2 separate regions of the Homo sapiens genome follow, and region 2 is linked to region 1. A link is an interaction called in ENCODE POLR2A ChIA-PET data of the cell type or tissue named here. Cell type or tissue: PC-3. All regions are shown on one strand. Links, peaks and the distances in the headings refer to the core of each region. The heading gives the core; the rest is flanking DNA.

Region 1 (16,557 bases), core at 4,581-7,080:
ATCTGTAGAAAGAATAAGTATTTGATAACTTTTTTTCTTCTAGAAAATAAAAATTCAATACTCAGCAAAGTCTAACATCTAGGCAGTAGAGTCAGACTGGAGAAAGGAGAAAAAAAGAAAATTATGTGTTCTGAAAAAGGGCAGAGGGAAATGTGACACAGTATAACATTGCTGTCCTTTATTGTATCCCTTTACTGTATTATTGTATTTACTTCCTGAAACACATAATAATTTTCCAGGTCTTATCAATAGTAACATCCTATATTCTTACATCCCCAACACACAGACCATTTTTTTTAAAATAAGGCTATAAAAATGTCATTCACCACATTCAGGACAGTGTTGCTTTTGCCAGATTTATGGCAACTGAATAACACAGAGAGGAAATCCTGAAAGTCAGAGGTGTACTCTCCAGGCCCCACTCACTATCTTCTAAACATTTTGAACTGAATTTTACATTTTTAAGTGGATCAATTCCTCATTTCAACCCAAAGGTGCCTGTCTGTTTCTGAAATTTGCAACATCTGCTAGGGAAGTGAAGAGTGAAACGGTTTTTTTTTTTTTTTTAACATCAAATAATAATAAAAAAAAAACTTTGTTGAAGGACTGTGGATTTTCAATTTGTTCCACATGAGACTATTTCAGGAAATTACCTTTTAACTGGTGCTCATCTTGTTTGTGCAATAATGTTCCCCTGATAGGGATGGACTGTGATCTAAGAGATTTTTACATCGTAAAAATGTAAAATCTCTTCGATTTTTACATTGGGAGACTAGTTTGTCTTCCAAGGACAATATCCAGGTTTCTAGTTGTTTGCCGTCTCAAAGAGATTCTTTACCAATGTGGGAGACCAAAATTTCTCCAGTTTCTAAAGCTGGAGTCATAATTAAGGCAAAAATTATGCCTTCCTGTGAACAAAATTTTTAGAGGATAATCTAGATAATGTAGTTTTTCATTGTTGGAACAGGGTAACGGATGGTACTAGGAGGAAATTCTCAAAAATAGGCTGTGTTAACATCTCTCACCTGTATCTGTCCTCCCATCTTCTTCTCTGCTCCTATTCTCTCCATGGACTGGAAACTCCCACCATTTGTCATTCACTGGCTTAAAGCTCTGACTTTCTATGTTCAGTGGCGCTTTAAAAATTTAGTGGTGAGGTTTCAGGAAATGAAAGATTTCAGGTGCTCAAAGATAGGCCTAAAGGTCACATTCAGAAACCCCATCTCATGTCAAACAGAGTTTTTTGTTTTTGTTTTTGTATGTTACCAGACCACAAAATATTTCTGGAAAAAGTGTTCAGCTAATTTTTTTAAAAGACTCACTTTAAAATTCATATGGAGCCAGGCGCGGTGGCTCACGCCTATAATCCCAGCACTTTGGGAGGCCAAGGTGGGTGGATCACGAGGTCAGACGTTCGAGACCAACCTGGCCAACACAGTGAAACCCCGTCTCTGCTAAAAATACAAAAAATTAGCCGGGCGTGGTAGCGGACACCTGTAATCCCTCAGCCTACTCGGGAGGCTGAGGCAGGAGAATAACTTGAACCTGGGAGGCGGAGCTTGCAGTGAGCCGAGATTGCGCCACTGCACTCCAGCCTGGGCAACAGAGTGAGACTCCATAAAAAAAAAAAAATCATATGGAAAGATAAAGTTCAGAAATAGCTAATATCATTGTTTTTTTAAAAAAGGAAGAGAAGATGGGGGAATTACTCTACCAGGTATGTGATGACCTATAACAGCCATTGTGATTGAAACAATGTGAATTGGCTTTGGAAGAAATGAATAGATAAACAGAATAGAATGGACTAGGGAGTCCAGAAACAGACTCACAAATATAAGGAAAATTGTTATATAAGAATAATAACATTACAAATCCATGAGGAAAGAATGGAATATTTAACATATGCTTCTGTGACAACTGTTCATCCAAATGGAAAAAACAATTACATCTTTACACCATGGCATCCCCAAATATAGAATTACAGTTGAATTTCCATCAACATCCCTAGGAAAACAGCTCAAAACTCAAGCTGTATACATGGTAGAGATCATTCAGGTTTTACTGAGTGTTCTATAGTGACCCAGTTCCAGAGGAAGGCAGTGACCATTGACCTGACAGAGAACTGCCAGAACTCTACTTAAAGGCAGCCAAGCAGGCAGAAATACTTCCAGTGGTAATTTCACTACTCCTGGAGTACTAATACAAAACTGGGAACCCAAGGCTACATCAAGATCCCAAGGGAAAATGGTGCTAAATATGCTATAGATCTCAGTTTGAGTGACACTCACTACCAATCCTTGTTCTTATTAAGGGTGGACAAATAAGGATTCATGCATTCTCTCTTTCCTTCCTCTGAACACCTAGAGCATTCCTAGTCTTGGGAGATTTAAGTACACAGAGATTAAGAGTTTGGTTAGGAGTCACCCAAACCTGGGCTTGAATTCTAGATCTGACTGTAAATGACTTGGGAACAATAGTAGCACGTACGTTTCCTAGGGTTACTGTAAGAATTAACTAAGGTAATATATCTCAAAAGCACAGTAAAGTACCTGGCATGAATAAGTGCTCAACAAATTTGTGCAATTATTATTGGCCTTTTCTCCTGCATTACACGTTTTAATGTTTCTTTTCTCACTGGATACCAGGTTTTGTAAAAGGTACTTTTACACATTTATTTCATTGAATCCTATGAGCTAAGTGTTATTATTTCCATTTAACAGTTTGTGTGTGTGTGTGTGTGTGTGTTTGTGTGTTTTCTCTCTTTGACAAAACTGTAAATTAGTGTTTTCCAAACTATGCTAAAGAGAAAAACAAATTAGTTTATTTACTGCAGTACCTCTCAGAGTCATTGGTATGCTAAGGAGTATTGCTAATTTCCAGAAAAGAGTATTCCTTAACATAGTTCATGACCCAAACAGTTGTTATTCTCAGAATACAGCATGGGAAAATGTGCAATAAAGATTCACTGAATGAATGGATCCAGTTTCATGCTTTTTTTTGCATGCCCCCAGTGCGTAGCATGCTTGGGGTACAGACAAAATGTTTCATAAATTCCAGTTGCTTGATTTATACGTTAAATTACCTATATCTGGCCGGGCACAGTGGCTCATGCCTGTAATCCCAGCACTTTGGGAGGCTGAGATGGGTGGATCACGAAGTCAGGAGATCGAGACCACCCTGGCTAACATGGTGAAACCCCGTCTCTACTAAAAATACAAAAAAATTAGCTGGGCATGGTGGTGGACACCTGTAGTCCCAGCCTCTTGGGAGGCTGAGGCAGGAGAATGGCGTGAACCCGGGAGGCAGAGCTTGCAGTGAGCTGAGATTGCGCCACTGCACTCCAGCCTGGGTGACAGAGCGAGACTCTGTCTAAAAATTAAAAAAAATAAAAATAAATAAAAAATTACCCGTATCTTTGTACATCAGTGGGCCAAGATGGGGAGATGCTATCTCTTTACCTGAAAGTGAGCCCACAGTTTTAAATGTCCACAAATTAAGAATGTTTGGGATCAAATCCTGGCAAGAATATGGATCAACTGGAATACTCGAACACTCCAGACAGGATAGCAAAGTGGTGCAGCCACTTTGGAGAACAGGTTGGCAGATTCTTATAAAGTTAAATATACACTTACCATATGACCGAAGAATCCCACTCCTAGGTATTTATTTAAGATAAATAAAAAGTTATGTTTCCACTGGGTGCGGTGGCTCATACTTGTAATCTCAGCACTTTGGGAGGCCGAGGCAGGTGGATCACTTGAGGTCAGAAGTAAAAGACCAGCCTGACCAACATGGTGAAACCCATCTCTACAAAAATACAAAAATTAGCCGGGCGTGATGGCAGGTGCCGGCAATCCCAGCTACTTGGGAGGCTGAGACAGGAGGATTGCTTGAACCCTGGAGGCAGAGGTTGCAGTGAGCCAAGACTATGCCACTGCACTCTAGCCTGGGTGACAGAGCAAGAGTCTGTCTCAAAAAAAAAAAAAAAAAAAAGTTATGTTTCCACAAAAATCAAATTGGAAACAATCAAATGTCTCTTATTTGGTGAATAGATAAACAAACTATCATAGATTCATACAATGTGATGCTACTTCGCACTAAAAAGAATTGAATTACTGATATATTTAAATCACAAGGTTGACTCTCAAGTGCGCTATGCTAAGTGAAAGAAGCCAGTGGCAAAAGGGTATATACTGTCTGATCCCATTTAAACAAAATTCTGTACAACACTACAGGGATACACCAGCAGTTGCCAGGACTGAAGGTGGGGGAAGAGGTTGAATACAAAGAGACACAGAAATTTATAAAGGTGATGAAAATTCTATTAATAGATTGTGGTTATGGTTACATACCTATGCGTTTGTCAAAACTTGGGGCACTTACATACCCAAAAAGTGAAATTTGTAGCATGTAAATTATAGCTTAATTTTTAAAACAGGGAGACTCTCCCTTGAAATGGTCTACAGCTTATTTTACTTCTTAAGACAACAAAACTAATACATGCTATTTAAGCACTTTTTACAAAATGGCATGGAATGTGCTAGTGTAACCTCCTAAGATGACTGCTGTTCACAGTTCCCTCAAATTCCTTTTCCTGGCATTGCTCAACCTTATCTTGTATCCAAGTGGTTTCCAAACCCTTACCTGCCCTGGGGACAATTATTTCTACTTCCACTTTTGCAACATTTATCATGTAGTACCTTATATCAGAGTTCCTTCTCTGTCTTATCTTCTTAGGATTGTAAGTTCCATACAATAAAAATCCATGCTTTACTTGTATCTACCACAGTGCCTGTTAAAATGCCTGGCAGGAATGCCATAAAGAATGTTTAACACATAAATGAATCTATGCTTAGGTAATAGTTTCAAGTCTGTAAGTCCTTCAGAGACTGTGAGCTCCTTGAAGACAGGGATTGTGCATACCTAATCTTGTACTAGACTTGACGCACTGTAAATGCTCAAAAATTTTTGAATAAATGGATTCCAGCAGATTCTGATTAATTTTGTTTTGGATGGTGCATGGCAGAGGAATTGACTCTTGGGGTGAAAGTTGTGGTCTGGTGAGAGAGCACATGGAAGAGGAGAGTGTACCCTGGGTCGCGTCTGGGAAAACCTAGTGACAGAGGGTAAATGTGAAACCTTCCAGGTTGCATTGGCTGGGTTTCATCTCTCATCACGAGATTTTTTTCAGAGAGCTCTTGGAAGGGAGATATTCCATTTGGATCCAGTTGGAATTACTAACAGAGGATGGGCTGCAACACGGCAGGTTTCCAATTGTGTTTCTTAGGCTTGAAACTCTTCCCAGAAGCAAAGATGATGAAGGCTTCATTTGTTAGGCATGAAAATAGAAAACACTTTACAAAGGGTTTTAAGGAAAATCTTTTCTTTCCTATTATTTTTATCCCCCACTCCCTATTGTTGGCCAATCCTCAAATTTTAAACTCTTTGGGGAAAGAACAACGTTCCTTATAGCTCTTGTTACTAAACTAAACTAAGTGGAAGCATTGAATCTACTTTATTGGATACATTTAATGAGGTTTTAGTTGTAATAATTATGGTTAAATAGTTCAACATCTAAAACATTGTAGTACTTTAGGTGGCCTGAGGGGAATGCGTCTCATAAAGATATATAATAACATAATGATCACTCATAAAGTCTGGGTTTTATACTGTTTGTATCTAATGACTAACAACCAATCCAGGAAGCACAGAATATGACCCCCATCTCCCTGTCCTTTCATTGCTTCTAAAACAGCACAGTCAGCCAGCTAGGGCAGTTGGTCAAATACTTTGAAGTGTGTGTGTGTGTGTGTGTGTGTGAGAGAGAGAGAGAGAGAGAGAGAGTGTGTGTGTGTGTGTGTGTCAGAGAGAGATTTCTTCTGTTTAAAAACATTTGTTATTTATGAAACCACATAATTAAAAATAATTCCATCAACTTACTATAAAGCTCCATTTCTAATGCAAAAAAATTTTGTGGAAGTAGCAAAGTAATAAGAAAAGACTTGAAGCTTTTCAAATTCTGCCCAGAATACCAAAATTATTTTTGATACTTTAATCTTTTTTGATACTTTATTGAGCATTCAAAATCATTTAGCATCACGAGAAATCTTAAAAGCATATTCTAAAGGGAAAATACATGGCATCTCTGAGCACTGGACTCAGACTATCCACTATAAATTTGAGGTCATATTTTGTCTAGATGGCATTTTTGGGGGTCAGAGTTATTGGTTTGATCATATAGGGCCAGTTAGCTTTTTCTTGGACTCTAATCATTGTAACCATATGGTTTTCAATATATGCCCTTAGTCACATGGGGAAGCATATGGGAGTGTCCAAGAGGTTTAGTTTAAAAGATTAAAAGGCTTGTCTGCTTTCTGAATTATTTGAACCCGTCCTCATAGGCAAAGGTCCTGGAATTAAGGACAGACTAATATAATTACTGGGTAATATGGGAAAGCTACCTTGAGGAAGTGGAGGTGGAATTTAACTCCCAAAGAAGGAAAAGAATTTGCATAACTACCACAAAGATAAAAGATTAGAATTCTGGAATTGTGTGGTACCCTTTAGAAAGGCAATCAGGGCAAGTGTGAGATAGGTCAAGAGAGGGTAGACATATCAGTGGCAGGAATGTGGAAAAGAAACCACGCTAGACTGGAAGAAAGCTATGCGAAGCCAACCATAAGTAATTCTGATTTTAAAATTTCAAATAGAGTGTCTTTTAAAAAAGTAGTGCGTGTTTTAGGTATGCCCATTATTTTCTCACAGCACCTTCTTTTGGAACAATCTGCTCTGCCTAGATCAATCAAATTCTTGTTTTCTGAGGATGTGGATTCTACGGAAGATAGGAGACTGGGTCTGTCAGGTGTTAGCTCCTGGCACTGGAAAGTCATGTAGAGCAAGAAATAGTATCGTGGTAACCCAAAGTCCTGTGCAGGCTGAAATCACTGGGCAACAGTAACTAAGATCTTTGTAGAGGAAACTTCAGAGAGGAATGAAGCAAGAGATCATGAGATCTCAGAAGGAAGGAAGCACAGAGACAGGGAAGATTACTGCTGTGCTTTCCCATTTTTTGGTATTCTCCCAACATTGGGTTCTCTAAGACTCCACTGTATTCTTCCAGGAAATCTTCATATATTCAAAAGAGACTGAGGAGATTTCTGTTCCATGAAATGCAACAGTGCCTCACACACAGAGAGATGAAAGGAAGACAAACAAATTCAAAATCAAAAGGCCTCCATTCGAGTCCTAGCTCCATGTGACCGTGGGCAAGTTACATAACCTCTCTGATACACGTGCTGGGCATCTGTGAACTAAGGGTTAGGATATAGACTCCTCAGTGAGGCTACAGGGATTAAATGTGAAAATGGTCTGAAACTGTGCCTGTCATACAGTGAAACCCTCAAAAAACAGAATATAACTGAATAAAATAATGCACAAGTATAGCAATTTTAAAAAACTTTACCACAGTATTATGTTCAATTAAAACAGATTTTTGTGGAAAACATAGCTATTCTTTGAGATGCTACACATGTAATTCTATAATAAAGTAGGCACATGACACACAGAAAATCTCTCATCTAATGAGTGGCTTAACCCCACCGGAATGACACATACAAACGGACATAATCAAAAAGCCGGGGGTAAGATATAGGTATAGGGCCCAAGAAAAAAGATGGTATGTCTCAGGTTTTAAGTAGGGGTAGAAGGGCACTTTAAGTTCACTCTAGAGAGTTTTATTTCCTCTAACAACTAGGAGAGGTGGATCTTTCATTCATTTTAAACTCTTTTAGCACTACTCTCTGCAGGAATATGATGGGAAAGAACACATGATCACCATTCCTGACTCAGAGCCCCTGGAACAGGTCTGGTCACCACCACAATCACAGTTGCAGTGGACGGTGAAAAAGCACTTGGTGTGAAAATAAGATTTTAGGAGCTCACGATAGGATGGCAAATAGGGATACATTGTGATTTGAGGGTTTCACTTCTTTCTTTCCTACTTGGCCCATGATGAGGGAAACTAGATCTCAAGATTCAAGAATATGTTGAATCCTTATCTATTTAAATTTAGAGATTTAACCAAGAAGTCCCATTGTAAAAATAACTCCGGGGCTGAGATGTGGCGATCCAAATTCCTGAAAATTGTTAACCCCCAATAATTCTTACTGCCTTGAATTCCCCAGGAATGACAGTATATTTCTAATTTCCAGGTGTGCTGCGGCTAACTTAAACAAGATAAAACACCTTTCATGGTATTTAAAAACACCAGTGGGTTTTCTCCCTATAGTCTCCACTCCCAGCTCAGAGGACTGTAATCCTAAACTTGGAGCACCATCTTAGATAAGTGAAAGCGGAGTAGATAATTTTGAACTGGATCCATCTTGGAAATTTGATCGGAGTCTGAGAATACCGCCTAGGTTGTTCCTGCACTGCCGTCGGGAGCCAACGCACCTGGGCTCTTGCCAGTACTTGCTTTCTGCCCAGTCACCAGATGCATTCTGGGATGTTTCTGCCCACAAGCAAAACTTTGGCTTGTTTTTCTTCACAGCAACTAATGCCTCAGAAAATAAAAAATAAAAAAACAACAACAACAAAAAAAATAACTCTGGCTTTGCAGTTTCCCTGCTGCCTTTAAACCTGTAATGCTAAATGACGTGCCCACAATAAAATAAGAATAAGTGCTCTTTTCTCCTTTTAAAAATCACCAGTGGCTACAAGATCTTTGGCTAAATTGTCCAAAAGTCCAGGTGTTCTCTCTCTTGCTCTTTCTCTGATATATACACATGCATTTCGAGACAAACACCCTTATACACGGTTGTAAGACAGTTTCAACTTTATTTGACAGCTGTTTGCAAATTTAGCCCTGTTACTGAAGCATGCATTCACCAGCTGGCTGGTGACCATGGAAAACTAATAAATACTTAAAGAGGTCTCCAATCAGTGAGCAAAGAAGCTTAGATTGATACTATGACTTCTGAGTTTTGAGGCAATCACCAGTAACATAGAACAGGCCAATTCAGAGAGGACGTGCAAAGGGGAAGAAACCAAAAACACACAGGTTAGAACCAGCAATTGGCTGGATCTTTTCTCCCAGAGGGAGCTGTGTTCAAAGGCAATTCACCCACAGAGCCTGGATGTGTCACCAGCCAGGAGCTCTCGCTGGGCATTCTAAGCTTTGTTTCTGTTTCCTTGACTGCTATTTGTTTACTTCAAGGCTCATAAACTTGCCTCTTGATATTTTAACTCCCAATCCTGACAGTGACAAAATACCCCAAGAGATGGCTTGGCTAATAAAGATCACTAGATATAGGCTAAAATTAGGCAGGGTGGGGCTGTGAAAATAGGTATTACATTAACGTACTAAAGAGAATGTTGAAAATCCACATTCTTGTGCCATAATTAGAATAACATTGTAATATTCTGGCATCTATATTTTACTCGTAAAATATGAAAGCAGGTAAATATTAAGAATTTAATAAATATATACTTAATATAAAATGAAGGAATCTGAGGAACATGCTCCACCAAATTGAATTCTATGGAATTTTACTGTCTTGTGCATTAGTAATGTGTGTTCTATGGGAAAGGAAGGTTGTGGTTAGAAAATAATGTACTAGACATTTTTTTGTTTGCTTGTTTGTTTTACTGTGGGTCTTAGCAACACCTGTATTATATCGACATACACATCTTCATCGTTCCTTATACTCATTTAACCACAGAACCATTTTGGTGTATGTGGTGAAACTAGATTTTGCGTAAATCAATTTGGAATGTCTTCTACTGAACACATCTTAGGAAATGTTGATCTAAGGAAAAACGCAAAATAGATAAAAATTATGACTAGATCTTGAATAAATTCAATGTTTTAAACTGGTTCAACTATTCAATCGCTTAGAACTTTCTCATCCAAAGCAATGTGCTAGGCACTTAAGCCCTATCTGGAGGAATTCACAGCAAGAGACCCATATACCAAGCTTGCTCTTACTGCATGGTATTTGTATTTGCTGTTTCCTCTAACTGGAATGCTCCTCCTCATGGTCCTTACTTTATCTGGGTCACTTCTCCAGTGTTGCCTATAGAGAAGTCTTCCCTCATAACTTATCTAAAATAGCACTTCCATCACTCTCTAACTCTCTACCTTGCTTAATTTTTTTCAAAGTACCCAAAATGATTTTATGTATTTCCTTATATACTTATTGTTCATCTACTCTATTGAAACCTAGCCCTATCAAAGACATAACTGTTTTATTCAACCTTGTATCTTCAGCACTTAGTATAGTATGTGGCATTTAGTAGGTGCTTAATAATACTTGTCAAATGAATGAATGAATAAATAAATGAATGAAAATAATTCTAGGCCAGGCGGAATTACTGGTGGCACACATCTGTAATCCCAGCACTTTGGCAGGCCAAGTTCACTTGAGCCCAGGAGTTTGAGACCAGCTTAGGCAACATAGTGAGACCCTGTCTACACAAAAATGTTTTTAAAGAATTAGTCAGGCATGATGATGTATGCCTGTAGTCCCAGCTACTTGGGAGGCTGAAGCAGAAGGATCACTTGAGCCTAGGAGGTTGAGGTTTCAGGGAGCCATGATTGCACCACTGAACTCCAGCCTCAGTGACAGAGCAAGACCAACTCAGAAAAAGAGGAGAGGAGGGGAGAGGAGGAGACAGAGGTGAGAGAAGAGAGAAGAGAGGGGAGAGAGGAGGAGAGGAGGGGAGGGGAGAGGAGAGAGGAGACAGGAGAGGGGAGGGGGATAAGGGAGAGGGGAGGAGAGGAGACAGGAGAGGGGAGAGGGGAGGAGGGAAGAGGAGAGGAGGGAACAGAAAAGAATTCCATAAAAGTAACATAGGAGGAGCTAGAGGAATTTGGGTTGAGGCTGCTAAGAAAGGCTTTATGGAGAAGATGACATTTGAGCTTTGCATTGAATATGGGAAGGTTTCTGACATGGCGCAAATAGAATAAATAGTTTAGGATAAGAAAGAAAGCTTAAAGGCCCAGAAGTAGCCTTGAAAAAGTAACCTTTAGACAGGCAGGAAAAGAGATCATCGGCCGGGCGCGGTGGCTCACGCCTGTAATCCCAGCACTTTGGGAGGCCAAGGCAGGCGGATCACGAGGTCAGGAGATCGAGACCATCCTGGCTAACATGGTGAAACCCTAACACGGTGAAACCCTGTCTCTCAAAATACAAAAATTAGCCGGGCGTAGTGGCGGGTGCCTGTAGTCCCAGCTACTCAGGAGGCTGAGGCAGGAGAATGGCGTGAACCCGGGAGGCGAAGCTTGCAGTGAGCAGAGATCGTGCCACTGCACTCCAGCCTGAGCGACAGTGACAGAGCAGGACTCTGTCTCAAAAAAAAAAAAAAAAAAAGATCATCACAACCTGGGGCTAGCAGCCTATTCGCTGCACTCAGGAATGAGACACTTCCAAAGCAACACAAGTCCTCAAACCGGGGTTCCCTTTAGATGTCTGAGCCTGGCCTATTCTATTCATGTTTTCCTGGTTCAATAGTTTGTTCATTCATTATATTATTTATTATGTGCCAGGTACACTTCAAGGTGACAGATAAAGCAGACATAAAAATCCTGGCATTCATAGAACTTACATCTAATGAGGAAATAATATAATAAATGTCATAATTATAGTACATATTAGAAGATGGCAAGCATTACAGAAAAATAGAGTAACAGAGATGAAAAGTGTTGGGGTAAAAATTGCATTTTCTAAACTTTCTATTGCAGTATAATACACACACAGAAAAGTATCATATCATTAATGTACAACTCTGAGTTTGCACACAATATATGACCTTTATGTAACTAGCTTGGAGAACAAAAAACAAAACATTACCAACAGTCTAAAAAACCTCCTTGGCTGGGCACGGTGGCTCACACCTGTAATCCCAGCACTTTGGGAGGCCGAGGCGGGTGGATCACCTGAGGTCAGGAGTTTGAGAACAGCCTGACCAACATGGTGAAACCTCGTCTCTACTAAAAATACAAAAATTAGCTGGGCATGGTGGTGGGCGCCTGTAATCCTAGCTACCCAGGAGGCTGAGGTACGAGAATTGCTTGAACCCAGGAGGCGGGGGTTGCAGTGAGCCGAGATCGTGCCACTGCACTCCCTTCTGGGCGACAGAGTGAGACTTTGTCTCAAAGAAAAACAAAACAAAAGAAACCTCCTGTGTACTTCTCATAACTAACCACCCTGCCTAAGATAACTATTATTCTGTTTTCAAATAGCAAAGCTCAGTGCTGACTGTTTTTGTACTTTTATTTATATAAATGGAATTGTATATTATGTATTTTTAATCAGGCTTCTTTCTCTTCAACATTATGCTTCTGAGATTCATCCACGTTGTTGCATGTAGTTGTAGATCAGTCATTCATTGTGATTGCTGTAGAGTATGTTCCAGTATGTGATTATACCACAATTTATTTACCCTTCCAGTTGCTGATGGGCACTTGGGTATTTTCTAGTTGCTGGCTATCCTAAATATTGCTGCTATGAACATTCTGAACACATGGATTTTGGTAAGGGTATGGATTTTCAAGTAGGTTGGTTACAGCAGGGCTCATTAAACAGGTGATATTCAAGGCCAGGTGTGGTGGCTCACACCAGTAATCCCAGCACTTTGGGAGGCTGAGGCAAGTGGATCACTTGAGGTCAGGAGTTCAAGACCAGCCTGGCCAACATAGTGAAACCCCCTCTCTACTAAAAATACAAAAAAAAAAAAAATTTAGCCGGGCATAGTGGTGGGTGCCTGTGGTCCCAGCTACTCAGGAGGCTGAGGCAGGAGAATTGCTTGAGCCCAGGAGGTGGAGGTTACAGTGAGCCAGCCTGGGCAACAGAGTGAGACTCCATAAAAAGAAAGAAAGAAGGAAAGGAAGGAAAGGAAGGAAGGGAAGGAAGGGAAGGAAGGAGGAAGGGAAAGAAAGAAAGAAAGAAAAAAGAAGGTGGTATTCAAGCAAAACTTGAAGAGTCTATGGAGGTGATCCATGGTCATCTGGAGGAAGTGTGTTCCATTGCGTTTCAGTCAGTAGGAACCTCCATCAGGCAAGAGTGTGCCTGATGTATGAGAAATTGTAAGGAAGCCAAACTAGCTGGAGTGAGTGATTTTTTTTTTTTCTGAAATGCCTATTAAATCTGTCCTTTCTCCCAGTTTCCATTGTCTGCCTGGATCTAGCCCTTCTCTTTTTTCTTTCTTTTTTTTGGGGGACAGAGTTTCACTTTGTTGCCCAGGCTGGAGTGCAATGGCGCATCTCGGCTCATAGCAACCTCCGCCTCCCAGGTTCAAGCGATTCTCCTGCCTCAGCCTCTTGAGTAGCTGGGATTACAGGCATATGCCACCACGCCCGGCTAATTTTTTTTTTTTTTTTTTTGAGACAGAGTCTTGCTCTGTTGCCCAGGCTGGAGTGCAGTGGCACGATCTTGGCTCACTGCAAGCTCCACCTCCCGGGTTCAGGCCATTCTCCTGCCTCAGCCTCCCGAGTGGCTGGGACTACAGGCGCCCGCCACCATGCCTGGCTAATTTTTTGTATTTTTAGTAGAGACGAGGTTTTACCGTGTTAGCCAGGATGGTCTCGATCTCCTGACCTCGTGATCCACCTGCCTTGGCCTCTCCGAAAGTGCTGGGATTACAGGCGTGAGCCACCATGCCCATCCATACCAGGCTATTTTTGTATTTTTAGTAGAGACCAGGTTTCTCCATGTTGGTGAGGCTGGTCTCGAGCTCCCGACCTCAGATGATCCACCTGCCTCGGCCTCCCAAAGTGCTGGATTACAGGCGTGAGCCAGTGTGCCCAGCTGCCTTCTCTTTTTTCTCAGGGACTACTGCAGTAACCTCCCGTGGTCTTCCCCACTGAGGTCAGAGCCACCCTTCTCAAACCCATACGTAACCATGTCACACTTTTATTTAAAATCCCAATTTAGCTCCCTACCGTATAAAGTCTAAAGCCTTTAGCCTGAAAACCAAAGTCCTTCACCATTGGCTCCCATCCTACCTTTTCGTCTTTAAGCCAGGCCTGTTCCCCATGAAGCCTTTTCTCCATCTTCCTTATTTACCTAATGTCACAAAGCTCAATGAAGTCCTTGTTAAGATGATGCTTGTTACCAACCAATCGTTAACGTTCTTTTTTTTTTTTTTTTTTGCGACGGAGTCTAGCTCTGTCACCCAGGCTGGAGTGCAGTGGTGCCACCTCTGCTCACTGCGTCCTCCAACTTCTGGGTTCAAGCAATTCTCCTGCTTCAGCCTCCTGAGTAGCTAGGACTACAGGCATGTACCACCACACCCGGCTAATTTTTTGTATTTTTAGTAGAGATGGGGTTTCACCATGTTGGCCAGGCTGATCTCAAACTCCTGGCCTCAAGTGATCTTCCCGCCTTAGCCTCCCAAAGTGCTGGGATTACAGGCATGAGCCACCACCCGGCGAATCCTTAACATTCTCTTGTCTGGGTACCACCTTTAATTTAGTACTGGGTTCTCCAGGGAACACACAAAGAACACCATCTTTATCTTAGATCAGCTAAATTATTACTTTACTTTTATATCAACGGAAGGAAGGACCAACAGCTAATACTGATATCATTTTACAAACAGGAACACAAAAGATCAGACACATTAGCTAATGGATTTGGGTTCTAACTAGCAAAATTTGCTTCCTGTCCCAGAATCAGCACTATGACTAGAGAGTACAGACAGGGAGGTCCAGGCAGAAGGTCCAATCCCCCTGTCCAGGAACAGAAAAGTACTTCAAAAGAAGGAACAACATAAAGAAGCCTTATAAAAGTTCTCAAATGGAAATGAGAAAAAAACTCTGCCATCTGGGCTACAGAGAAAGAGCTACAAGGGCTGCCAAATATACTTTAATGGTCACTGGTGGAAACCTGGTCTCCCCATATAAAGGGAAAGGATTCTGGAACTTATGCTGCACACAGATGGTAAAGTAATTTGCATTTAATATAAAAATTTTCCCATCAGAGGAAGACCAGAATCGATGAGAAATCCCTGTTCATTTCCTCTGGTTAAAACAACAACAAAAACTAAATGGATGATAGAATGTCTGGTTGAATAATTCAACTATAACAAAATATTTTTTGGGCAGGCAATTATTCTGCATGAAGCACTGCACTAAGCAATAATGGTGCCACAGAGGTGACTATGGGGCAGTGTTTTCTTTCTAGGAACTTTCAGTTGAAAGGATTAGAAAAACACACAGTAACTATCCTACTAAGAAGAAAATAAGAATGCCTTCCAACAGAGGCATTCAAAGAAAGGGTTCCCTAAGTGCTGGTGGTAACTCTGGTAGTAACTTCCATAATGGACTTAAAATAAGTAGATGAAGGTAATCATCTATGTCAATCAGGTGAGTAATGGCCCAGGGCCTATGGCCCATGGAGACAAAGGCAGGTGTGGAGTACACAAAGCCAGAGGGAAATCCTGGAAATCACACCTTGTATGAAGGTTACAAGCTAAGGTAGGAATCCAAGACTGTGTTGCTAACCAAGGGACTGGATAAACAATGGGAACCAAGCTGTGGAACAAGAACAGGGCCCGAAAATTCTTGGGTCTCAGAAGTGCTGGGGTATCTGGCTGGGCAAGAGGGAGGCGTGCCTGGAAGGGTTTTGGTGGTGGACTCTAGGTGCCAGCAGCAGTTTTTCACATGGTTGCATGGATGCCTTAAGTATTTTGTAGAATATAGGACAGAACACACACAACCTATTTGTCATGACATGTAGGGTGGTGGTAAAGGTTCTCTGCTCCCAGTTTTTCCCTTCCCTGCCTACTGCACAAATTCAACCATTCTTTGGGTATAAAATTCCCCCCATTCTCTCCCTTCCTCTCCTTTCATATGGTTATTGAGTATATATTATGTCCCAGGCATTGTGCTAGGCTTAAGAATTCCTATTAAAACACAAATACCCTAGGAGAAACCTTAATCTTGGCATAGAGGGAGTGCTCAATAATTATATTTGGAATGAATGCATGAGGCCATGATCAGCTAACATCTTAGAAAGGATTGTGACTGCAAGCCAGGAAAGAGCAACCATGCAGGTAGCTGGGATGATATACAAGCATTAGCTGCTGAAGTGAATCAAGAGAAAAAGAGGTCCATTGGCAAGTTTTTCTGACTGTACAATTTTGTTCAGAGATGAATCTGTCTCACCTATTTGGAAATGAAAGTTGTTGACGAAAAACTAAGTCATTCAACTCCTTGAAGATGAGGTATTTTTGTCTTCATCCATTGTAATGAAAGGGCTCTTGTTCCAGATAAAAGTATCAGGATGACTTTCGTGAATCAGGATATGCCTGCACTTAGTGTGAGTCTCTTGATCATGCACACTCTTAGGACAGGACCACTGCAGATACACTCATGGAGGTTTTGCCTACACAAGAGCACTTGGTTGAAAAAGCAAGTTAAGACTGAAATATATCCATCCTGCACTTCACCAAGCCTTGCACCCAGGGTGGGTGGGTGGAGATGGGGGTGGTGGTGGTGGATAGGCCCTAAGGAAGAGCAGCCTTTTTCTAATTTGCTCAAAGGTTTTCCTGTATCTG
Region 2 (16,557 bases), core at 6,515-9,014, 250 kb after region 1:
CAAACTTAGGACTTCTGTATCTCGATTTTTTTTTCTTTTATTGATACATAATATTTTACATCTTTATGAGATGCATGAGTGTTTGTTACACGCACAGAATGAGAGATGATCAAGTCAGGGTATTTGGGGTATCTGTCACCTCGAGTATTTACCATTTGTATCTGTGGGTATCACTTCATGTCTTCTCTTCCATTACTTTGAAATATACAAAATATTGTTGCTAAGTACAATCACTGTATTCTACTATCAAATATTAGAACTTACTGTCCAGGCGCGGTGGCTCACGCCTGTAATCCCAGCTCTTTGGGAGGGCCGAGGCAGGTGGATCACCTGAGATCAGGAGTTTGAGACCAGCCTGGCCAACATGGTGAAACACCGTCTCTGCTAAAAATACAAAAATTAGCAGGGCGTGGTAGCAAGCGCCTGTAATCCCAGCTATCTGGGAGGCTGAGGCAGGAGAATCGCTTGTGGTTGCAGTGAGCCGAGATCATGCCACTGCACTCCAGCCTGGGCAACAGACACTCTGCCTCAAAAAAAAAAAAAAAAAAAAATTAGAACTTTCTAAAATAATTTAAAATGGAATAAAAGATATCTTAGAAGAATTAAATCCTGAAGTACTAATTTAGTATCCTGAAAAAGTTAATAAGGTAAACAAAATAAATGGCCTGGCACATAGTAGGTGCTCTAGAACTGCTAAAACCCTTCTGTGGGAACTTTTTTTTTTTTTTTTCCATTCTCCAGGGCAGTGATTCTCAAGCTAGATACACAACAGAATCATCTGGAGGACTTGTTAAAACAGAATGCTAAGCCCCATCCCCAGTCTCCAATTCTGTGGATCTGGGGCAGAGTCCAGTAATTTGCATGTGTGATGCCGCTGCTGCTGCTGTTCTTGGAAGCACACCTTGAGAACCACTGCCTGGGGAACAGCTTAGCTGCTATGAGAATCTGATTCTGTGTTCATATTCCGTATCACAGATAGCTCTTGGCTTTTCAATTGTGGTTTCTTTTTTTAATGTCTTACTAAGGGGGAAAAAAAGGAACGCCACTTTATATAAACCTGACCTTTTGGTAAGCCTGGGTAGTAACTTCCCATGTGGAGTAAATTAATCTCTTTCATGCATGCCTCGTGCTCTGGAAAAAGTAAAACAGATTGTGTTAGACATTTACCAAGTACTTTTTCTGTTGGTGGTCACTGCCCTAAGCCTATCAGAACTGGTTTCTACCCTTAAGAAGCTTACAATGTAGTAAGGCGGACATCCCAACAAACCAGACATTGGAGTTCATTGTGTGAGGTGCTATGATGGATTATAAGACATTATGATTGACTGAGTATTATGAAGGGGTGAAGCAAACTCAAGCTGGCAAATTAGGGAGGAGGTAGATCACACAGGCTTTCCTAATGGGATTACTTATGACTCATTGAGTAGTGAAAGATGAATAGGACTTTACTAAACAGAAACTGGAAGGGCTTTCTGGGCTAAGGGAACAGCACAGAAGCATCAAATACACTTTACCTTTCTAGGGCTGCCAGTAGTTTAATTCAGCAATACCACATCACAAAGGTCTTTGTGTGCTTTGCTAATGAGTTTGAACTTTATCATAAAAGCATTTTACAAAGATCACACTGGCAGCTGCATTTTGGAAGGGATTTGCCTAGAGGTAGGATAACTGCGGGGGGTATGTCTATAGCAATAAAAGTGAGAAAATATGAGATCTGAAGGAGCTAACATTGTGGCAGTGGCAGTGGGTATAAAGGAGAAGGGAGGACTAGAAGAGATATTTAAGATGCAAACAATGTAGGAACTGGGTGATTATAGAACTGAAAAGTGAGTGAGAGGGAGGAATCCATGAGAACTCACATATTTCTGGTTAGGATAAAAGACTGATTGACTGACATGAAGACTACAAGAGAAAAAAACAGACTTGGAGTTGAAACTTCAGTTTAGGACACTGAAACTGAATGATGTGTCATTCAAGTGGAAAGGCCATTAGGCAGTTAGATATGTAGGCTTAGAGCACAGGAGAAAGGTCTTAAAACCCTGGGCTTATGGGACGTTACCACGGAGACTGCACAGAGTGAGAAGATCCATTTTAAAGCTGATGATGAATAATATTTTCGTTATAAGGAGAGAAGCAATGTTAGGGGTGTCTTCCCATTGCTGGAGTGGGTCATTTGCAGTATGCAGTGCATAAACTCACAGGCTGTCCTTATGATGACCTTTTGTTCATTCTTACATTCAGTATACAGATGAACAAAGGAAGTATTTTATGTCTTGTAAATTACAAGGGACTATGCAGTATGTAAGGGAAGATACAGGAGAGTAAGGGAAGGAGAAAGAGGGTGACTAACAAGCTTCTCAGAGATTAGCCAAGAACTATGGCATTGAATCTAGGTCTCTCCTGTCCTCAATTTGACACTCTCCACTCCCCTGACATGTTTTGTATTAAAATATATTTTTCTTTTTATGAACATGTCATACCTATGGCTCACCTGTGTCCTTGCTAACCTACAGGTTTGGACAATCTGGAATTGGCAGCATGCATGACTGTGGAGCTTTAAAGCCACCCTCCTGAGAGAAGAGCAGCTGACTCATGTACCTCACCATGCAGATGAGGGTGTGTTATAACCCACAGTGTGTCTGTGTCCCTGGATGAACTGAGCACTTTATAATGGAGTTTTTCTGCATCTCAAAAAGAAGTCACAGATTAAATGGTAACTGCAAGAGCTCATTTCTCTATTTGAGTGAGTGCTTTATCAAAAAAATATTTTATTCCTGCTGCTTTACCACAGGGTCAATTCAAGTCTAAATGAATCTGGCATGTATAAAATATATTTTTATATAGCTCCATATAGAGATATAGCTCTACACAGCCATTAACAGACTCACACACAATCATTCTTTTATTCCAGGTGTGAACTGCTATGCTATTTCACCCAGTTCAAACACAGGTCATTGGCTTTCAAACTAATTTTGGAAAGCAGACACTGTGTAGTTGGTAGGTGGAATAAAATGAAAACAAAAAATTAATATGCATGGCAGTTTAACTAGCTGTGTATCTCTCATGGAAAGGGGGTAATAGTCTAAAATTATTTACTCATTTTTTTTTAAAGTCTTTAAAAGAAGGCAATGAATTGCCAGTAATTTCCCCACCTTAACTCATGGTAATTTGTTTCCTGCTGGGTGAAAACGCAGGGATCTTGAAACTGTTAATGAACTTTCTTTCTCCTGATCTGTACAATGTCAAATTCATTTCTTTTTTTCTTACTTCAGGTTTTACTATTCTGTTTTGTTTGTTCCATTTTTGTATTTTTTCCTGAGGTCAGGGATGATTCTATGGAAGCATGAAAATTTGTAGTTGAAAGGGATCTTAGAACTTCAGCAAGATTTGTGATAGATGGTCAAGTGGGTCTGGGCTCGCACCCTCCCTAAGGTGAAAGACTCACTGCCTTACCCCACAGCTATTTCACTACTTACAGACTACCACACAATAGCCAGGGTGCTGCCCTATTTGCAACATGAACTGGAACATTATATTGGGACATAATGATGAGTGGTAGCTAAAAGTCCTTTCCCTCTGGTGTTGTTATTTGGTTAAATTGATTTACATAATGTTATTCTGTGGTATAAACCTTTCTCATTTATCTCATATATATCCCATTTTAAGCTATAAGCTCCCAGAGGGGTAGGTACTTCATCATTACTTCTGTACTCAAGTATTTTGCATATCTTTGATACAAAGTAAGAACAATGTATATGTATATCAGTTTAACTCTCAGATGAATGAACTAATAAAACTTGTAACAGTATTTTCCAATGTAGTGAGTACATTAAGCATCATTAATATTAAAATGCAAATTAATGCATTATTTGCAAGTTTTCAAATCATGTGTACTTAAGAATTTTCTTTTAAAATGTATCAAAAGACTGAACATTCAAGCTGATTATCATAAAAAGTGTATGTATGGGGGTAATATTCAAAATATTTAACAACCCAGAAGAACATGGGAGCTGTAATTCCCACAAATCACCATGTGAAGGTGATTCCAGGGAAGAGTCAGTCAACAGAGAATAGCCACTGATGGAAGGGAAGTGGGGTCTGGTGGCAGGTGATGGATAGATCACTAAACATTTGTCCAAGAGAGTGCTAGTGTTGCCGCTAGGGGTGAATATTTCTGTTGGGGTCCAGGTCTGCTCTGGCTGGGGAGGTGTGGGGAAGCAAGCAGGAATGGGGCTGCAAAAGGCTGGCTAGGGTAGCCCACAGTGGTATCTGCCCAGGAATCCCTGGGGTCTGGGCAGGGTAGTGGGAGGCACTGGTTGAGGGAAAAGGAATAATAGTTTTTTTCCCTGTTTGTCAGCTGAGTTAGCAGCCCTGGTTTTGAGAAATATTAAAATATGCCTTTGATTTTTGGGGATATCAATGAGTTTTGCAATGAAGTAGAGGGGATCACCAGTTTAAGACTTACTGATCAGTATGGGCAACATGGCAAAATCCCACCTCTACAAAAAAATTAAAAATTTGCTGGATGTGGCAGCATGCACCTGTAATCCCAGCTACTCAGGAGGCAGAAGTGGGAGGATCACTGGAGCCAGGGAGGTCAAAGCTACAGTGGGCTCTGATTGTGCCACTGTACTCCAGCGTGGGTGGCAGAGCAAGACCTGTCTCAAAACAAAACAAAAAACAACAAAAACAAAAAAGACCTGATCTACTGAGCAAACAAACTACCATCACAAATAAATCAGAACTTGAAAAATAATGACTGTAGGCCAGGCGCGGTGGCTCATGCCTGTAATCCCAGCACTTTGGGAGGCCGAGGCAGGCGGATCACGAGGTCAGGAGATTGAGACTATCCTGGCTAACATGGTGAAACCCCATCTCTACTAAAAATACAAAAAATTAGCTGGGCGTGGTGGCGGGCCCCTGTAGTCCAAGCTACTCGGGAGGCTGAGGCAGGAGAATGGCGTGAACCCGGGAGACGGAGCTTTTAGTGAGCGGAGATCAAGTCACTGCACTCCAACCTGGGCGACAGAGCAAGACTCCATCTCAAAAAAAAAATAATAATAATAATAATAATAATGACTGCATGTATGTACTTGGCATGATCATTATGAAGGCATTCTTCACTGTACAAGAAGAGTCACAATGAAATTCTTTTAGCTCAAGCAATTTGAGTGGATTTAAATTATTTTTCAGTAAGGAACTTGGTTTCAGATACAACTTTTCAAGAATATAGCTACTGAGTAGAACAAAGTATGCTGATGTCCACTCTCCAGGTCTTCAAAATCAAAGCAGAATTGAAATCTGCGGCAATTTTTCTAATTTTTTAGTTTTATCTTGAAGCTGTTTGTTTAAATTATCTCTCCATCTTACTGTTAGATTAGAAGACATACTTTTTGCCAGAAATACTCACTTCAATTGCACAGGAAAAAGTGAGGTTTCTTGATTCAAATTAGATAGAAAATTCTGTTTTGACAATATAGCCAAGGTCAGATATGATTTCCCTACAATCTCTAATCATGTTGAATTTTATAATACAAGTTTAAATGACCTCAAAAAATTTGTACTACATTTCAGAGGCAACTGTAACTTCCTTCATGAACATTAGCAAATAATCTTCAAAAATTGGAATGTGACCTCAGTCATCCTCCTCCTTCTCCCTTCCCCTTTTCACTTCAACCTTAATGTACACACTTGCAAATTTTCTTCCACTTATATTTTCCTTTAAAGGCCACTTTCTAGCAGACAATTCAACTAACTGCTGTATTTTTCCATATATGATGCCAGGGAATAGAAACAAGTGAGATAGTTTCTTATATGATATAATTGTTTCCATTAAAAACTCAGGAAAGCAGGAACCAATCCATCAACAAGGGCGAATGAAAGATCGTGTAATCCACAAACTTTAACTTTTGATCACTTATAAAATTTAAAACTAAACAAGCCATAAACTAAAGTGATGTTAACTGTCAAGGTGTGGGGGTTTTTCTTTTTCATTCACTGCAGACCTGTTAAACTTTGTGCTCTCTACAGACCTTGCTGTCCACACCAAAAATGCAATTACAGTTCTCCTTGTCTATTTTAATCTCACATTAGTTTATTAACCAGAAATTAAGTAAGGGCACTCACTCTTTAGCACATTTTTTTGTAGATGTGTGAGTTTAATACTGTTTTCTACAACGTTTATTAGAACACTTGACATGGGAAATAGAAGAATATCAAGAAACCATGAGATGCCATTATACCAACAAAAACAAAATGCAGGCTTTGTGTGCTACAATCTTTTTCTCCAAAAGTGAAAATAAACACTAATGAATGATTCCTTTTGCCTTGAAGAACTAAAAATTTCTTAGTTGAAGTATCTAACTGGAGAAATCTTTAAACATGTGAGAAATGTATCTGGGGCCTACAATTTAAAGAGAAGAGGAACACATTAAGTCATGAACCCACTAGACCAACCAACATTTGTCCTCTACGTTCTGAAGTCCAGCTGGATTCACAAGGGTCGCTGATCATTCCTCATTGAGCTATTATATGCTAGTGATTCACTCCTGCTTTCTTTTACATTTTCGACCTCTTCCTCTCTACTTGCTGATTTACCTCTGCTTTATAAAAGTGGTTATTTTAACCTAGAAAACAAAAATTTGAGATTTTTTGGTCTCTAACTTTCTTCTAATGGACGACTTTCTTCTATATACCATATATAAGTTATTTCCACTTCCTCATCTCCTACTTAATCCACAATTGTCTTCCTTTTTCAAAACTTTACTGAAAGTACTTATCATTTTGCCCTCTAGATAATCAACTATATCCTTCTATCAAACTTTTCTTTCAGTTCTCATCCTCTTACATCTTTCTGCTGCATTTGAGACTATATAATATCACTTCCATTCTTAAAACTCCTTTCTCCCTTGCCAACTGGCTGAAGGAAAGTCGTTTCTCCACTCATACACTCAAAATGTAGCCATTTCTTGATGTGTACCACTTTCAATTTGTCTGTTTAGCAAGATCTTCCACTCCCACAAATTTCTTCCTCAAAGACATATGTGTAATTTCAAAATCACTGTTCCTGAATATGAATCCTCTCCAGAGGTGCAGGTCCATATTTTCAACCACCCAATAAACACTTCCATTTGGATATTTTATCTCCTAATATCTCTAACAACATAGTCCGTATCAAACTTATCACCATCTTCAGCCTGTTTTTCTTCTGTTGCTTTTGCTTCTTTTAATGGTTTCATCTTTCCAAGTTAACAATAGTTTCTTCTCATTGGTTCTCAACACTGAATTGATAAGCTCTTTTCCACAGGTGAGATTTGGAAACCTAACAGTGAATCTGCAATTCTTCTTTATGATTGCAATACTGGGTTTTGAGGTGTCAACATCAGTCTGATGGTGCTAAAGTAACTGTGACACCATTTGGTTTGGCTTACAAATAGTTTCTGAGCTCCTACTGTGTAAGACCAGAACTCTGCTAGCAAAACACCATTAGTTTTTCAGGAATATTAGCAACCGCAGTTTAGAATTGATGAAAGAAAAATATGAATTTGGATCAATGTCTTATCTTTCTTACAAAATCTCCATAAATATTCCTCTCCCATGAAGAATCAGTCTCTTCAGTTACTCTAACTCATCACTCTATAATAATATTTACTCAGAACCTGTAATGTGCTGAACATTCTAATCACTTTAGAAATGTTTTATATGGTAATCCTCTTCACTATCCTATGAAGTACTCATCATTGATTGTTGAATTGTGCCGTATATGGCTGGATGGAGTTGTGCAGTGCATAGTCTATGCAACCATATCTCTTGCCCCAATAAGACCCATTTCACAGTTGAAGATACTGAGCCACAGAGAAAGGTTAAGGAACTTGTCCAAAGTCACACAGCTACTAAGTCAGGATTGAGTGAGTATTCAAACCATGAAAACCAACATTTTGACATGACTCTCTTCTCTTAACAGATATATGAAACCACGTCTACTCATATTTCTACTGTAGCACCTATTGTAAATATTTGCCTTTGTGCTTGTTCCCTTACTTAGAATATGAATCCCACGAACTGGCTAGCCATGTGCAGAAAATTGAAACTGGACCCCTTCCTTCAAACTTACACAAAAAGTAAGATGGATTAAAGACTTAAATGTAAAATCCCAAACTTTAAACACCTTAGAAGAAAATCTAGGCAATACCATTCAGGATATAGGTGCAGGCAAAGATTTCATAGGAAAACACCGGAAGCAATTGCAAAAAAAGCAAAAATTGACAAATGGGATCTAATTAAACTAAAGAGCTTCCGTGCAGCAAAAGAAACTATCATCAGAGTGAATAGACAACCTACAGAATGGAAGACAATTTTTGCAATCTATCCATCTGACAAAGGTCTAATATCCAGAGTCTACAAGGAACTTAAATTTGCAAGAAAAAAACCCCAAACAACCCCATTAAAAAGTAGGCAAACAACACGAACAGACACTCCTCAGATGAAGACATTCAGGGGGCCAAAACACATATGAAAAAAAGCTCAACATCACTGATCATTAGAGAAATGCAAATCAGAACCACAATGAGATACCATCTCATGCCAGTCAGAATGGCTATTATTAAAAAGTCAAGAAACAACAGATGCTGGTGAGGTTGCAAAGAAAAAGGAATGCTTCTATGCTGTTGGTGAGAATGTAAATTAGTTCAACCATTGTGGAAGAGAGTGTGGCAATTCTTCAAAGTTCTAGAAGCTGAAATACCATTTGACCCAGCAATCCCGTTACTGGGTATATACCCAAAGGAATATAGATCATTCTATTATAAAGATACATGCATGCGTATGTTCATTGCAGCACTATTCACAATAGCAAAGACATGGAATTAACCCAAATGCCCATCAATGGTAGACTGGATAAAGAAAATGTGGTACATATTCACCATGGAATACTATACAGCCATAAAAAGGAATAAGATCATTTCCTTTGCCGGGACATGGATGGAGCTGGAAGCTGTTATCCTCAGCAAACTAACGCAGGAACAGAAAACCAAGCACTGCATTTTCTCACTTATAAGTGGGAGCTGAATGACGAGAACACATGAACACATTGCGGGGAACAACACAGAGTCAGTCCTGTCGGAGGGAGCAGGGGGAGGGAGAGCATCAGGAAGAATAACTAATGGATGCCAGGTTTAATACCTAGGTGGTGGGTTGATCTGTGCAGCAAACCACCATGGCACATGTTTACCTATGTAACAAACTTGCACATTCTGCACATGTACCCCTGAACTCAAACATTGAAGAAAAAGAAAGGAATAAGAATCCCACTAGGGGAAAAAGAGATTTAAGTTCTTAAACTGTTAGTATTAGTATATAAGAAGGGCCTAGAATCTTGCATATAGTGGGTTTTCAATAAATTCTAGCTATTATCATTCTTTTTATCTTTTTTTTTTTTTTTTACAGATTTGTCACAAAGTAAGGTGCTAATTAATGTTTGTTGAATAAATTACTATGCCAATTCCCCAATGTGTACAAAATGAATATACATATGACCTAGTCTCAGGAAAAATGTATATGTGGAGAGGATGAAAGATAATTTTTTTCCATATAAGCTTCCTCATCTAACCTGTTTCATATCCAGTTTCTGGGACAGAAATTGATTAAACTATTCTAACGTGGAACTAAGCAATTTAAACTTATATTTACATGGTCACCATATCAGCCGGTGATCTCAATATGGCCCTCAAATTTTGCTGTCATGGATAGTTGTATATTCCAGTGCCAGAAAAAAGTAACAATATATTCACGAGAGAGCAGCCTGATGCGCTGCTCTAGAGATGAAAATAAATTGATATAAATGGAGATACTGAGCAAAAAAATCAGCAGCTAGCACTTATCAGATGGGAAGTGAAAAGATGTTAACTGAGCTTACAAGAATGAAGAATATTGTCATCAGATAGTTGTATAAAGAGGACCCCACAAAACCTGTTATTATAAGAGCATTACATCATGGGAGAAAGTGAAAAGCAATAGCTCTCTTAAATGTATTTGATTAATAACGTCTGCTAAACTTCTCCTTAACAAATGACCACAGTCAGAAATATATATGTCCCAAAGAGAAGCTGATGGTAACTAAGAGGCCCTTTGGGGGAAATTCATCTGACAAAACCCCTCTGGAGGATGTACAGGGGATTATGTGAATGCCTATGTCTACTTCTATCCTTGCATGGTATAACTTTTTTAAAGTAAAGCAAAGCTCAAAGTTTGATGCCTTACTAATGGCCAGTGTCTTGCCAATGGTCCTTTGATTACAACTGGCATTCTAAAGCAAAAATAAACTAAGAAAATTTAATTTCATATAAATGTATTATAGAGACATCTACTTTTTTGTCTTGTCTTTAGTTTTAAAAAAATTAAGAGTAGAATTGGTAAATACAATATTTATTTGAGAATCATCATGGTCCCGACAGACAATCTAGCGTTAAGTAGATTGTTCTACGGTAATTGAACTACAAAACAAAATCATTAAATACTCAGACACCTTATTAAGTGAAAGAATCAAGCATCAACATTATCTTTCAATGTTCTCATTTTCATAATACTCTTCTGCTACATTCTGTTGCTTGATCCCATGTTAAAAGATTAAATGGCTAAAAAGTTAAGAAATCCCAACCCTTCATTTTAATACTAACTCATAGTTCATAAAAGGAAGGGCTTATCAGCTGAATCATTAAATACACGTTGCTTGCAATTTTGTGCAGTGGAACGGAGACACTGAATCCCAAAAGGGCCCTACATAAACTCTGAGAGTAAGCGAAATGGTATCCTGATACACTTTCACCATGTCACTGAAATAATTAAGTTGGGTATTATAAATCTGAATGACAAATCTTGGAAACCACCTGAAAAACCACAGGAAATATTCTATCCTTGTTCAATATATGGAAATAGTTGATGCAAAAAGAAACAGAAGTAGAAAAAAATTAGATCTCAGAGCAAATGTACAATATTTTTTAACATGATCAGGGTAACTGTTACTTGAAGCTGGATATCTGCTGATTTTGCAGATTATGTTAATTGGCTACTATCTAGAACAAGGTATAAAACAGATAAATGGGAGGTCGAGGCGGGTGGATCACCTGAGGTCAGGAGTTTGAGACCAGCCTGGCCAACATGGTGAAACCCAGTCTCTTCTAAAAATACAAAAATTAGCTGGACATGATGACAGGCACCTGTAATCTCAGCTACTCGGGAGGCCGAGGCAGGAGAATTGCTGGAACCTGGGAGATGGAGGTTGCAGTGAGCCAAGATCGTGCCCTTGCACTCCAGCTCGGGTGACAACAGCGAGACTCTGTCTCAAAAAAAAAAAAAAAAAAACAACCAAAAACAGATAAGCACATTTTCCAAATGACCTGTAGGATGAAAATCAAACTGCCAAGCAACAAATGGTAATACCATTATTATTCACGTAATATTAATTCTGACTCTTCATTAGCCTCCAATGTGAATTTAAATTAAGGTATAAAGCTGGTAAATATGTGGCATTCAAACACTTGTGTATTATACATTTAAATTAATTTTAATTATTTTCAGAAGCACGGCGAAACTCAAAAGGTTTTTCTACTATACATTAAATTAAGGTAATTCTGGAATGATGATACCTAAACACAGAATCACATCTTTAAAGTCAAAAATATAATTTTTCTACTAATAAGCCAAGCCAGCACATGTTGAATTTTTAATATGTATGCTCTGATAATTAATTTTGTATTTTTCCAATTACATGGCTATCGCAGTGTACTTAGAGACAGAAAACCGTCATGGGGAAAGGGGAAAGGTGACCATGGTATGTGTAAAGCCTGTTTCATTTTCTAAACATCTTTGAGAACTATGTTAAATTTTAGTACTTTAGTCATGAAATGACAGAATGATAGAAAAAGACTTGGAGGGACATCAAAGCATTTAGTTCTACCTGAAACTTGGCTTTCTAAAAATACGACTGGGAAAAAGACTATTGTGTTTAGACCACAGATTTTTAGTTAAATCTTTGAACTCTATGCAAAGTCTAAGTAATACCACTTTTATTTAACTCTTCAGTCTATATAGTCTTCAAGGATAACTGTGCTTTTATATAATTATCCGGATTACAAATTTAACTACAATAGGCAGACTCTTATTGTCAAGGAACAGATCCTTATACTTAAACATTGCTTAGAATCTTCGTAGGCACTTCATAAATGTTTGCAGAATCCCATATAACTCACGAATGAATGAGTGACCTGCAACTGCTGATGGATTTGAAATAGAGTCCAGATTTTTAATGCATCTATAAATGTAACTTTCCTAACTTGATTCTGTGAGAAGTCTAGAGGCACCTAATTTAAGAGAAGAAAATGATATGTTTATAATCATTAAACATCTTGCTCTGGGTATTTATTTAAATTAATAAAAATTCATAAACCTAGCTAACCTGCGACAGTTTTAAGGGAATATGTGCAATACAAAGTGTAGGTAGAATAGAGTAGTATGATTACGTTTACTTTTAGAGTATGTATTTTATTTGGCATCATGTATTTATTGGTGTGCCTAACATTCTCAGTGAACTGGGTATACACATCATACATTCAAAGGGGCAGAATGTTCTCTCTTAAAAAAAAATCATTTTAAAGTCTTTTGATTACCAAATGCCCACTTTTTAATGTAAAACTACTCAAGATGTTTTGAAGGGACTGGGAATAAATATCAACTAAATTAATCATTACAATCAGGGAAAATCAGTTAGAAAGGGCCTTAGAGATCCTCTAAGCTCTCTCACTTTTCTCTCACTGCTTTTTATAAGCAGTGTATTTTTATTACTTTGTTAGCCGTTGGCAGAGAATGAACATTGAGTATCTTTGGACAATTTCTTCTTAATGGCTGGTGCCTATTTTGTCCTATAAAATCATGTGGAAATGTTGGTACTTTTGGCAATATCTTACTCCTTGAGGGCACTTAATGGTCTTCATTCTCCCCAAAGCTTCTCTCACTCCCAGGTAATAAGCTGAACTCTAACAGAGATACAGTTACTCTTTCAATCCAGTAGAGACCACTTGATTTACCACTCTACTGCACAAAATGGTACCCTGGTGGCTTGAAAGAGACAATGGGGAGAATGTGGCTCATTAAATAGTAATTGATGCTGCTGCTACTACTAATGTTAGTATTGCTGCTAAAATAACTGTGTTGCTTCTATTCTGCTTCTTCTATGTGATTGAGAATTAGCATAGTTCATTCCCATGGAAGGTCAATTGACAGGCTAGCCCAGAAGCATTGAGTAGCCAAACTGATTGGTGAGACAATCAAGATTTCAAGATCTCATATGATCCACATTGCCAGAACCACATTCTACCTCCTTAATCCACAAATGCATTATAAATCCTTACAAATCCTAATGAGATACAGTTTCATGTAAGTAAATTTTAAGATATTTGATATTCCCCTTTGAAGTACCAATTTTTCTTACTTTCGAAAATTAGAATGAAAACCTTCATGAAATGGTATTATTCACTGCCTACTTTCTTAAAGACTATCTTCATCATGATCCAACTCCTGTCTGTATAACTCAGAATTACCATTCTTAACAATAATTATGGCACTGTGTTGTAAAGTGGTGAGGCTCCCAAAGGTCACTCTGTATATAATGCTATGTGCCATAGTCTTTGGCTGTTGGGTTTTTCTGTTTCATTTTATTTTGATTTTAGAATGTTTCTGACTCCTTCATCTTATCAGGCTTGTCACTTTTTGTATGTAGCAGTGTACTTTCTAGAGGTGAATCTGTCTAACTTCTAAAGGCAAAAAAACTTGAAAAAAAGTTGGTAAATAAAGACTTGAAAAATAGAATTAAAGGATTTTCTTAGAGCCATGTGACATCTGTGTTAGTTTTTCACAAGCCTTTTTTTTTTTTTTTTTTTTTTTTTTTGAGATGTAGTTTCACTGTTGCTGCTCACTCTGGAGTGCAATGGCGCAATATCGGTTCACTGTAACCTCCGCCTCCCAGGTTCAAGCAATTCTCCTGCCTCAGCCTCCTGAGTAGCTGGGACTACAGGCACCCACCACCTCACCCGGCTAATTTTTGTATTTTTAGTAGAAACAGGGTTACACCACGTTGGCCAGGCTAGTCTCAAACCCCTGACCTCAGGTGATTCACCCCACCTTGGCCTCTCAAAGTGCTGGGATTACAGGCATGAGCCACTGCGCCCGGCCTTCATAAGCCTTTGTTTATTCCTCCCTGCTTCTTAGTTATAGTCTTAGTTATATTGTTGGAGTTTTAGGAAAAGTAACGTCCAGATGAGGTAAATCTTAGTTCATGTGACATAATACTCTGCTTTTAGTGTATTCTTCTCTTCTCATTTTAGAGATTCTATTTTCTCTTGTATTGGTATTATTTTACAGAAGCCTCTTCAGATCCTTTTTGGAAGGAGATATAATTTATACTTGCCTTATTTCTCTTTTGTGTATTTGTGTGATATTGTATATGCACACAAAGGGGCACGTGTAAGTATGTGTGTGCACGCACACACATGCATACATCATCTTTTTATTCATAGAATACTCTGCCAACCATGGTCTCCTTGGAAGGTATAAGTATGTCTGCGGTTGTAGAGAACAATCACTTGCCTCCTGGATGTATATCACCTTTGCCCAGGAGCCCCTGCAATGTGAGTGGCTGGACTCTGGGGTGGCTGTCTGTCTGCTGCCATAGATCCATGTTCCACAGGAATATCTTTATGCAGCATGTGAGTCTCCATTTGAACAATCATATATTAGGAATCATGCTATTCTTAGGAATCTTTAGAAATACCTGAGTACTAAATTTGTCTCATAACTTAGCAAATGCATATAACAAATGATTTCCTGCACGTTATTGTCATACACCATTTTACCTTGTAGCACATAACTACTGCTGTCATCCTTGGATAGAACTCAGCTAAGTTAGTTCCTCCCTCTTCTAGTAATCATATTTACTATTGAATACAGCAGCATATGATGGAAGTGGTCCAAAGTAAAAAATTGGCTTTATCACAGAATCATAACATTTTAGCATTATATGAGGCCTTAAAAATAACACTTTGGATAGCAGGAATATGCAGACTCCATAAAAAGAAGAGTTCTGTGAAGGGAAGGAAATGAATTTTTATCTATTGAATGCTCACTATGTATTTGGCTGCTAGACTAAATGCTATAGATACTTTTTCCTAATTTAATTGTAACACCAATCCTATGGAGTGTATGCTATTATCCCATTTTACAGATGATGAAACTGAGGCCAAGAAGTTAATTCATCTTGCCCAACCTTAAAATTATTAAAGTCAAGCAGTTATGTAAACCTAGGTCTCCCTGGCCCTAAAGGCCATACTCTTTCCATTGTTCTTCTCTACCATGTCTCTCCTAAGTAGAAAGTTCCTTTTTTATCTGTTGTCCAAAACTCATTTAGCTGGGTTAGTCATTCACAGCAATACTGTAAGACTAGCTTATTCTTTACAGTAACAATAGAATCTTTTTCTAATCCTTTATTCCTTTCAGGGCATTGCTATATGGCTATCATTATGGTAGGCATATTCATGAATAAGTCTGTTCTTTTAACAGCACAGTGTGAGTTTATGAGAGTAGGATATAAAAACAAGGAGAGAAATAGGGAGCAAAGTCTAGCTGTCTCACAGAAGGCAGCCCTAGACCACAAAAGAGGCATATGTAGGTCAATTCAAGTTAGAAAAAAAAAAAAGATCTGATGTATGGGTTGATCATTGTTTATGGATTTTCTATTTGACATTTGATGTCTTCAAATAGTATACTGTCTTTCAAATGGAAAGTAAAAAATGTATCACATAGACTATGCTTGAAAAGGTTATCCACATCTTAGACATGCATACATTTTTAAAACAACAGCTATAAAGTCATGGACAACCATGTGTCTCTTCGAAAGAATCACTAATGAAAATGGATATGATATTACCCCTGTAATGTGCCAACTATCTACATTGTTACTATTAAAGCATCCTTAATCAAAGTTTCTGCCAAGTTCACTGAGAATGTTAGAGACAGTAAAGATTTGGAGCATTTTAATCCACTTATTCAATATAAGTGTGAGCCTGTGGCAGACTAAGATATGAAAAAAAATTCACTGTAATCAGATCTTACAAAATTATGTTATATCTTTGAAATCATCCAGCAGAATGAATAATTTTCCTCGGTCTTTCATATGCTAAAAGGGAGTAAGGGCATAAGGTTGCATTTTTGGTCATCTGAAGCATGTTAAATCATACAACTTTTTTGATGCATATTAAGATAACTATAAAAATACCAAATACTTTACTAAAAAGAGAAAGTTTGAAGCACAGCAAACTAAAAGGAAATAGCAACAGTAACAACAGCAAAATATCAATCTTGAAGACTCCAGCAGTAGGGACCCTCAAAAATGTCAGGCTGAAAAAATGAGACACAGCCAAACAGCCCACGGAAACAGTATGCAGAACAATAATCATTTTGATACTATGCCATTTTCATGTGGTAGCCCAATCTGAGGAAGTTAAAGTGAAA

Evidence for each region. Peaks named below come from ENCODE experiments on the same cell type or tissue, not always from the same donor. Only the 100,000 strongest peaks of a DNase experiment are listed, where the experiment ranks them.
Region 2: POLR2A ChIA-PET joins it to region 1 with 14 read pairs; 2 of 35 experiments call an interaction of 5 or more read pairs at or near these places.

Annotation. Positions count from the first base shown.
Region 1 is chr11:96,028,614-96,045,170 of GRCh38, forward strand. The region is part of intron 2 of MAML2 (mastermind like transcriptional coactivator 2); the gene reads right to left. Among named protein-coding and RNA genes, the nearest start is that of MTMR2, 110 kb to the left of the region's middle. RefSeq lists an enhancer at 11,196-11,696. In PC-3, for the core only: no CTCF peak of the experiment used is centred there; a DNase peak (open chromatin) is centred at 5,728; H3K27ac peaks cover 2,500 bases.
Region 2 is chr11:96,277,204-96,293,760 of GRCh38, forward strand. All of the region lies in intron 1 of MAML2 (mastermind like transcriptional coactivator 2), which reads right to left. Among named protein-coding and RNA genes, the nearest start is that of MIR1260B, 56 kb to the right of the region's middle. RefSeq lists an enhancer at 2,519-2,578. In PC-3, for the core only: no CTCF peak of the experiment used is centred there; no DNase peak of the experiment used is centred there; H3K27ac peaks cover 798 bases.